Regions from separate parts of the Homo sapiens genome. Here all the other regions are linked to region 1. Evidence: chromatin contacts called from ENCODE Hi-C or POLR2A ChIA-PET data. All regions are on one chromosome and are shown on one strand. The core of a region is the stretch at or near the end of the contact, and the rest is flanking DNA. Distances in the headings are between cores, read along the strand shown. Region 1 holds the start of CTSS (cathepsin S). Region 2 holds the start of C1orf56 (chromosome 1 open reading frame 56). Region 3 holds the start of GABPB2 (GA binding protein transcription factor subunit beta 2).

The links. Hi-C counts contacts between places; a loop is a spot of excess contacts on that map. ChIA-PET counts read pairs that join two places held with the same protein, here RNA polymerase II (POLR2A). Pooled maps may share reads with other maps.
Region 2: a loop to region 1 is called in a pooled map, with 3 times the contacts of the local background. The contact joins the promoter of C1orf56 here to the promoter of CTSS in region 1. A Hi-C loop is called at or near these places in 5 of 50 pooled maps. POLR2A ChIA-PET finds 5 or more read pairs at or near these places in 2 of 52 experiments (CD8-positive, alpha-beta memory T cell and activated T-cell).
Region 3: a loop to region 1 is called in a pooled map, with 5 times the contacts of the local background. The contact joins the promoter of GABPB2 here to the promoter of CTSS in region 1. A Hi-C loop is called at or near these places in 1 of 37 single-sample maps with no recorded cell type and 4 of 50 pooled maps. POLR2A ChIA-PET finds 5 or more read pairs at or near these places in 1 of 52 experiments (B cell).

Annotation. Positions count from the first base shown.
Region 1 is chr1:150,764,528-150,767,630 of GRCh38, forward strand. CTSS (cathepsin S) reads right to left here and starts at 1,251. Exons shown (of 8, transcript NM_004079.5): 1 at 1,171-1,251; 2 at 111-237. The coding sequence starts at 236. RefSeq lists enhancers at 142-191, 1,122-1,266, 1,125-1,269 and cis regulatory regions at 1,194, 1,197.
Region 2 is chr1:151,046,418-151,049,527 of GRCh38, forward strand. It overlaps C1orf56 (chromosome 1 open reading frame 56), which reads left to right and starts at 1,334. Exons shown (of 2, transcript NM_017860.5): 1 at 1,334-2,435. The coding sequence starts at 1,431. It overlaps BNIPL (BCL2 interacting protein like), which reads left to right. Exons shown (of 10, transcript NM_138278.4): 10 at 234-1,303. The coding sequence ends at 270. RefSeq lists enhancers at 1,662-1,711, 1,992-2,231.
Region 3 is chr1:151,069,256-151,072,173 of GRCh38, forward strand. It overlaps GABPB2 (GA binding protein transcription factor subunit beta 2), which reads left to right and starts at 1,506. Exons shown (of 9, transcript NM_144618.3): 1 at 1,506-1,679. It overlaps MLLT11 (MLLT11 transcription factor 7 cofactor), which reads left to right. Exons shown (of 2, transcript NM_006818.4): 2 at 1-289. RefSeq lists enhancers at 1,021-1,955, 1,379-1,588, 1,956-2,890 and silencers at 1,789-1,868, 1,899-2,058.

The sequences.
Region 1 (3,103 bases), core at 1-2,500:
ACACCCAGCTTAAATATTTACTGAAAACACTGCCTGTAAGAACACAATTTTAAGAGGTAGAAAACAGTACTCCTTTAAAAGCATATCGCTCGAGTGGCAATCCAATCTACCTTTTCCTTGTATTGTTTGCCATAGGTTTTCTTCCAGAGATGCCAGTGGTGATCCAGGGTAGGATCTTTATGCAACTGTGCCACTGCAGAGGAGCACACCAAGAGCACACAAACCAGCCGTTTCATTCTGTGTAAGGAAAGGTAACATAGGAAGTGTTGCTATTAGCTGCATATGTTGTGACCACATGTTTTCATAAGAGAAAATAACAATGCAAAGTCTATCAAAGGGACAGACTATTATAAACAGAATTATACAGGAAAATTCCTGGGATATATAGTCACAGGGAACAGCTGCAGATTTATGTCAGAAATACTACTTCCAATGCTTAGTAGCACTTTAAAAAGTGATTTCCAGGAATTTCCCAATATCTGGTAAACCAAACACATCTAGAGGGTTAGAAAACAGGGACTTTCCAGGATTTGCCAACAAATCTAATCAAAGGAAATCTCTTTCTCTCTCTCTCAAAAAAAAAAAAAAATCATCCTTAAGAGAGACAAACCTCTGAAAAATCAGTTTATCTCCTGAATTTTTGAATACATGGGCTCTTCTTAACTGACCTGTTTAAATATCCACAGTCTTTACAGATAGTTAAAAGACAATTCTCATCTATTGCTTTCACATCTTTAGGTAGGTAATTTTCCTTTTTACGTTTTTTTTTTTTTAATGATCAGACATCTGTTTCAAATGAGGCAATTAACTACTCTTTAAAATGCCACTTCTGTATTTAATTCAAGAGACATCAACAGAAATTCAGCGACTAGCTCCCTCAAACTGGATTCTACTTTCTTTTCCATTTCTTTTTAATTGAAAACATCTGGAATTTTAAACATGTAAGCCTTTAAATTATATTCCAAAGAAAGCCATGTTTCAGTCTCAACTTAGATGCTTAGATGCTCAAGCAGACATTAACTTTTTAAAAATAGAGAAGAGGCAAATTGAACGACACGATTTTTTAGTTTACTTCCTGAAACCAAAGATTTAAAACCTAGCAGGCAGAACAAGTTACAAACACAGAGTGTTTGAAGACCAAATGGGAGAAAAAGAACAAAGAGTACATACGTGATAGAACCAGCAGTTGCTCCCACAGTAAGAGTCCTTGAATTAGTGGGCTCTCTTCTAAGATTTCAAAGCAACAAGGAGATTTCAGTTCAATTGACTTGAAAAGAAATTGGAACTTGTCACATGAGGTACTCAAAATGAGGAAGTGAACTTTCATTTCAGTTTCATTTAAAATCTAGCTAGTACAGTCACCTCTAGTCATTTCCCTATGGTCTTGGGGACAAAGTGGATACAGTAAGCCATCAAGAAGAGCCCTTGTCTGAGCCCAGTGGCTCATGCCTATAATCCCAGCACTTTGGGAGGCTGAGGCGGGAGGATCACTTGAGGCCAGGAGTTCAAGACCAGCCTAGGCAATATAGTGAGACCCTGTCTCTGCAAAAAAATTTTTTTTAATTAGCTGGGCATGGTGGTGCATGCTTGTAGTCCCAGCTGAGGGGGAGGGTGAGGTGGGAGAATTGCTTGAGTCTAGGAGGACAAGGCTGCAGTGAGCCATGATTATGCCACTGTGTTTCAGCCTGGATGACATATCAAGACCCTATCTCAAAAAAAAAATTAAATTGAATTTTAAAAACACCAACTTTTACATGGAAAACATTTAGTTATAAAGAGATTTAGATAAAGCTCCCCAAATCCCAGCTCCTTGTATGATTTCCTAGGAAAACCTGTCTTACTGCTTTTAACACAACTCATTCATGATCTGATATTGTCTGGTTCTCACTCAGCCATTCCTTCGTTCATCAAACTCAAAATGTCTTTATTAATATATACTATATGTATAGTTTAGTAATATGCGTGTGTGTGTGTGTGTGTGTGTGTATGTGTTAGTATATTCATGGAAAAAAGGATACACTCAAATATATCCAATTGAGAATGATTACCTGGGTGGGGTGGGAGCAAGACGAACTATCATCTTTTAAATTTGCATTTTCCTAATTACTAATGAGGTTGAGGATCTTTTCACACATTTATTGACCGTTTGAATTTTCTGTGAATTTCCTGTTCATCTTTTTTGCTCATTTTTCTATTGTATTGTTGCATTTTCTTAGTGATTTGTGGGAGGTGTGTGTGTGTGTGTGTGTTGTGTGTTTTCCGAGACGGAGTCGTGCTTTGTCTCCCATGCTGGAGTGCATTGGTGCGATCTTGGCTCACTGCAACATCCACCTCCCAGGTTCAAGCGATTCTCTGCCTCAGACTCCCAAGTAGCTGGGATTACAGGCACCTGCCAGCATGTCCAGCTAATTTTTGTATTTTTAGTAGAGACAGGGTTTCACCATCTTGGCCAGGCTGGTCTTGAACTCTTCACCTCGTGATCCACCCGCCTCAGCCTCCCAAAGTGCTGGGATTACAGGTGTGAGCCACCGTGCCCGGCCAAGGTGTATGTGTTTTAAAAATATATTCTGGCTTCTAATCTTTGACAGTTATATACCCTTAAAAACATCCTCCCTTAGTCTTCCACTTGTCTTTTATTTTATTTTTTCTTCCTTTGCATAAGCCTATGAAATTCCACTTGTCCTTTAGTCTTGTTTATAGTGAGTTTTTCTATATGAAATTTTTTTATGTTGAGGTAGAACATTTTATTCAGCTTTTCCGTATAATCAATCTATACTGTTTTTGTATAAGAAAATTTTCCTCATCCAAATGTAATAAAGATACACTCATCTTATTTTTATACTTTCAGAGAGTGTTTTATTTATCTTTTCTATGGCTACTGCTTTTAGGTGTTTAATTCACCTGGAATTTAGTTTTGTGTATGGTATGACGTAGGGAGCTTATTTTCTTTGTTTTCCAATTTTGATTCTACCTCTATTGTACACCAAATTCTCATACATAGATAGGTCAGTTTCTGAGCTCATGAAGCTGTTCTTTTTATCTTTTGCTACTTCAGTATCACACAGTTTTAATTAAAACAGCTTTGTAATATGTCTCCACGTAT
Region 2 (3,110 bases), core at 84-2,583, 280 kb after region 1:
ATCACAGTGCAGAGGAGATTCAGACTGGCCCTAGAAATTAGGAAGAGATGTGTTGGCAGTGAACAGATGATATCCAGTGGGGGAGAGGGTGTTAGGGAGCAAAAGTGCTAAATGATGACTCAACCCAATCATCTAGCTCTTCCAATTCACCTGGCTTCTCTCCCCAAACCAGAAAATAAAACCCAAGTCCTACCCCCTGAACCACTTCTCTCCTCCCCCTCTCCCTCTCCTAGGCTGGACCGGGATCTCCATGGCTCAGGAGGGACATAGCACAGGACTGGATAAAAGGCCTTAGAACCAGTTAGTGATCTGCCTACACCTGAATCCCTGAAACATCTGAACTGTTTTGTAAATCATCTTATCCCCAACCTCAGTACCACCGGATCTTCACTTCTCAGTGGGATTTTGTCCTTTGCATGACCCTACTTTCAGCAGGGCTTTGAGGCTGGGAAACTGATCTGCTGGGTGACTTTCATTCCAGTTGCTGGGACGGAAGGCTGAATGTAGGGTCATTTTGTATGGGATATGCAGAGCTCTGGGTTTTTTTGTTTTTTGTTTTTTGAGACGGAGTCTCGCTCTGTCGCCAGGCTGGAGTGCAGTGGTGCGATCTCGGCTCACTGCAACCTCCGCCTCCCGGTTCAAGCCATTCTTCTGCCTCAGCCTCAGCGAGTAGCTGAGACTACCGGCGCACGCCACCACGCCCAGCTAATTGTTTTGTATTTTTAGTAGAGACGGGGTTTCACCATGTTGGCCAGGATGGTCTCGATCTCTTGACCTCGTGATCTGCCCGCCTCGGCCTCCCAAAGTGCCGAGATTACAGGTGTGAGCCACCGCGCTCGGCCAGAGCTCTGGGTTTTAATCCTACTTTAGCTGTAGAACCTTGGGCAAATAACTTCATCTTTTTGGGTCCTAATTTTCCTCCTGTCTAACTGGAGGGACTGTGATCCTTCCACCTTGGATGGAAGAGGCTTACCTGACAGCCAGCCTGCCTGCTGGGAGCCAGGAGAGTCAGCTCATTAAATCTTGAAGAACCGCTGTATGCCCTTTTTCCTTCTAAGTCATGTCTGCTGCCTGTGAGCCTGGGAAGGAGTGCTTTCAAAACCTGTATTTTTGCCCTCTTTAGTAAATTTAGAACTGTAGAGGCTAATAAACTGCGATGAGACATTTAAGCTCTGCTCCAAAGAAGTGAACGACTCTTTCACCACCCCTTGCATCCCAAACCTTCGGTTCTGGCAGAGTTCTTGCCGCAGAGGTTCCTTAGGAGCACCCCGCGCGGCCCGCGCGAGCGCGCCTGCGCGTCGAACCCCACCCCCTTCCCCGCGGGCCTCGGTTCAAACGACCCGGTGGGTCTACAGCGGAAGGGAGGGAGCGAAGGTAGGAGGCAGGGCTTGCCTCACTGGCCACCCTCCCAACCCCAAGAGCCCAGCCCCATGGTCCCCGCCGCCGGCGCGCTGCTGTGGGTCCTGCTGCTGAATCTGGGTCCCCGGGCGGCGGGGGCCCAAGGCCTGACCCAGACTCCGACCGAAATGCAGCGGGTCAGTTTACGCTTTGGGGGCCCCATGACCCGCAGCTACCGGAGCACCGCCCGGACTGGTCTTCCCCGGAAGACAAGGATAATCCTAGAGGACGAGAATGATGCCATGGCCGACGCCGACCGCCTGGCTGGACCAGCGGCTGCCGAGCTCTTGGCCGCCACGGTGTCCACCGGCTTTAGCCGGTCGTCCGCCATTAACGAGGAGGATGGGTCTTCAGAAGAGGGGGTTGTGATTAATGCCGGAAAGGATAGCACCAGCAGAGAGCTTCCCAGTGCGACTCCCAATACAGCGGGGAGTTCCAGCACGAGGTTTATAGCCAATAGTCAGGAGCCTGAAATCAGGCTGACTTCAAGCCTGCCGCGCTCCCCCGGGAGGTCTACTGAGGACCTGCCAGGCTCGCAGGCCACCCTGAGCCAGTGGTCCACACCTGGGTCTACCCCGAGCCGGTGGCCGTCACCCTCACCCACAGCCATGCCATCTCCTGAGGATCTGCGGCTGGTGCTGATGCCCTGGGGCCCGTGGCACTGCCACTGCAAGTCGGGCACCATGAGCCGGAGCCGGTCTGGGAAGCTGCACGGCCTTTCCGGGCGCCTTCGAGTTGGGGCGCTGAGCCAGCTCCGCACGGAGCACAAGCCTTGCACCTATCAACAATGTCCCTGCAACCGACTTCGGGAAGAGTGCCCCCTGGACACAAGTCTCTGTACTGACACCAACTGTGCCTCTCAGAGCACCACCAGTACCAGGACCACCACTACCCCCTTCCCCACCATCCACCTCAGAAGCAGTCCCAGCCTGCCACCCGCCAGCCCCTGCCCAGCCCTGGCTTTTTGGAAACGGGTCAGGATTGGCCTGGAGGATATTTGGAATAGCCTCTCTTCAGTGTTCACAGAGATGCAACCAGTAAGTGTTTGGTGATGAGCCAGGGTCTTTGTTGACGGATCTGAAAAGTCCTGGTATCTAAAACCCAGTTGCTAAGCCAGCCAGTGTTGCTTACATGAACTGTTACTGACTTACCTGGTTATTGATTCATAACATGCATTGGTTATTCACATTGTTAGCCATTGATTCCACCTATTATTTATTGAGCAACTACTGGTTGGTCATTAGGTAAAATGTCTTACTGCTCATTAGGTGATTATTGACCAAATAGTTAAGATTGGAAATATTTTTTTTTTTCAAGACAAGAGTTTCACTCTTATTGCCGAGGCTGGAGTGCAATGGCGTGATCCTGGCTCACTGCAACCTCTGCCTCCCAGGTTCAAACAATTCTCCTGCCTCAGCCTCTTGAGTAGCTGGGATTACAGGCACCCACCACCATGCCCGGCTAATTTTTTTTTTTTTTTTAGAAGAGACAGCATTTTACCATGTTGGCCAGGCTGGTCTAGAACTCCTGACCTCAAGTGATCCACCCGCCTCGGCCTCCCAAAGTGCTGGGATTATAGGCATGAGCCACCATGCCTGGTCTTGGAAATTCTCTGTTTTTTTCACAGACAAGATCTCGCTATGTTGCCCAGGCTGGTCTTAAACTCCTGGGCTCAAGCAATTCTCCTGCCTCAGCCTTCCAAAGTGCTGGGA
Region 3 (2,918 bases), core at 256-2,755, 300 kb after region 1:
CAGAATTGGGCAGTGTACTATAAATAAGGATGACACTATACCCTAAATAAGGATGATCTAGAGAAGTCCCCAGGTGGGAGAAAAAAAGACAAATCCTCCCTCTAGGCCATGAAAAGCCCACATCTAAAGACGGTCCCAGTCTAACGAAGAATGGGGCCAGGAAGGATAAGTAGTGCGTCCTTTTCTATTTTTACTGAGTTTTGAAGGGCCCCTTCAGAGTCCTTCAGCCATGGCAATTGGTGGGTGGAGACAGGGATCAACTGTTTGGTAAATAAAGTGACTAAATGGATTTGCAAACTCATGCTCCATCCTCTTGCAGGCCTCCAAAAAGAAATGACTCAGGCCGGGCGCGGTGGCTCACGCCTGTAATCCCAGCACTTCGGGAGGCCGAGGCGGGCCAATCACTTGAGGTCAGGAGTTCGAGACCAGCCTGGCCAACATGGTAAAATAAAACCCCATCTCTACTAAAAATACAAAAATTAGCCCAGCGTGGTGGCGGACGCCTGTAATCCCAGCTGCTGGGGAGGCTGAGGCAGGACAATCACTTGAACCCGGGAGGCAGAGGTTGCAGCGAACCGAGGTCACGCCACTGCACTTCAGCCTGGGCGACGGACGAAGCGAGACTCCGTCTCAAAAAAAAAAGGCCGCGCGCGGTGGGTCACGCCTGTAATCCCAGCACTTTGGGAGGCCGAGGCGGGTGGATCACGATGTCAGGAGATCGAGACCATCCTAGCTAACACGGTGAAACCCCGTCTCCACTAAAAATACAAAAAAATCTCCGGGCGTGGTGGCGGGCGCCTGCAGTCCCAGCTACTCCGGAGGCTGAGGCAGGAGAATGGCGTGAGCCCGGGAGACGGAGCATGCAGCGAGCCGAGATCGAGCCACTGCACTCCAGCCTGGGCGACAGAGCGAGACTCCGTCTCAAAAAAAAAAAAGAAAGAAAGAAAAGAAATGACTCAGTTATTTGTTTCACTGTTCTCACTGACAGCTTGGCTCTGGGGTCCTTACATTCGGCCTGTAACTGGAAAAATGTGTCCATCAGGCACCAGAACCCAATGCACAAAGCCAGGAACGTCCCAAACAGCTGCAGCCGAGGTTGGGATAAGGAAACGAGGCTTTCCTGTCAAACTAAACCTGGCCGCCCCGGACCCCGAAGAAGCAGCCAAGAGTTAAGACGCAATCTGCATGACTGACGCACGCTCCGAGTCTCCCTCAGCAGTTCGCCAGGTTCTTGGCGCCAACACCAGACCTAGGATCCGTCCCCTGCTGGAACTATTCAGACGCGCAAGATACGTAACCAGCAGTCCTCCGCCCCGTTAAATAGTCCTGCCTAGCATGCCTCGGTGACGCACTTTTCCACCTCAGAAGTGCCTCAGCAGAAAGGCGATGAACCTCGGGGGTGCATCATCTTTCTGTTAGAATGGGAGCATGAGTTTTCTGATCATTTTCCCTTCACAGATTCCTCCGCCAGAAATCTTACTCGCGGCGCCTTCATTTCCGGGTCCGCCATTTTGTTGCCTCTGTTTCTCCACGAGGGGGGGTTAAAGGCCCCCAAAACATGCACACATGAAAAGGGCAAAAAGTAACCGTCCTTGACAGGGAGTCTTAACTAGAGAAGGAAACGGGACTAAACTGGCGGGCTCCGTGGAAGCGTGGCCGGCAGCGTCCCGGACGAGGAGGTGAGGAGGAAAGAAGAGATGTGTGGACTCCGGGGGGCGTCAGGGCTGGAAAGGAAAGTGCCGTGAGAAGTCACACCGCTTCCCAGCCCAGCCTCGGACTTCTGGGTGCAGACCTCGCGGCTCCCCGTCACTGAAGCGGGGGCAGCGGCGGGAGGGGGACGGGGAGGAAGGGGATGCTGTCGGGAGGAAGGGGAGGGGACTGGAAGGAGGTGAAGAAGGGGGTGGGTGTAAGACCTGGGGCTGGGGAGCTGGACCAAGGGAAGCCCAGGCCGCGGAGGTGACCACTAGGGGGCGGCGCGGAGCCGGGGCCGAGGCCTGTCGCCGAGGCTGAGTTTGGCCCCCTGCCCCAAATTGGTTCCCATCTTTCAGACAGACATTGGTGTGAGGAACTGTAGGGTTTATGATAGAGAGGGAAACGGCGACTCTCATTATCTGACCCAAATAATGACCTGAAAGATTACTAGTGAACTCGGTAATCTGAATGAGAGCAGTACGGGCCCCGCCTCTGCTTTTTTGCTCTTTTTTTTTTTTTTTTCAAAACTGAGTCTTGCTCTGTCACCCAGGCTGGAGTGCAGTGGCGCGATTTCGGCTCACTGCAACCTGCAGCTCACTGCAACCTCCGCTTCCCGGGTTCAAGCGATTCTCCTGCCTCAGCCTCCCGAGTAGCTGGGATTACAGGCGTGCGCCACCATGCATGGCTAATTTTTGTATATTTTTAATAGAGACGGGGTTTCACCATGTTAGCCAGGCTGGTCTCGAACTCCTGACCTTAGGGGATCCCCCCGCCTTGGCCTTCCAAAGTGCTGGGATTGCAGGCGTGAGCCACGGCTCCCGGCCTCGCCTCTGCTTCTTTCACAGTTGTTTGTACAGCTGGCCGCCCAGTGGGGACTTGAGCAATACTAAAAGAACCATAGATTCTTCCATTGCAATTCTTTCCGTTGGCTGTCTCCTGTTTTCACATACTTCCTTGAGCCAGAGGTCATCCCATTCCTCTCCCTTTTCCCAAAAGGGCTTTCTCTCTAGGGGGTCCCCCCCAACCCAACGTCTTTGGAAAAGGACAGTCTATGGCTTACTATCAACGATGTAACAAAATTTTGGCCATCCAAGACCATATTTTCATCTAATCACTTGGTCCACCCAATCCAGTAGAGATGTTCTTAGGCATGTATTTTCACACGTGCTTTGATGACAATAAAGAGAAAACTGCCCCATCCAGATTCTTAAATAAACAAAAGTAAT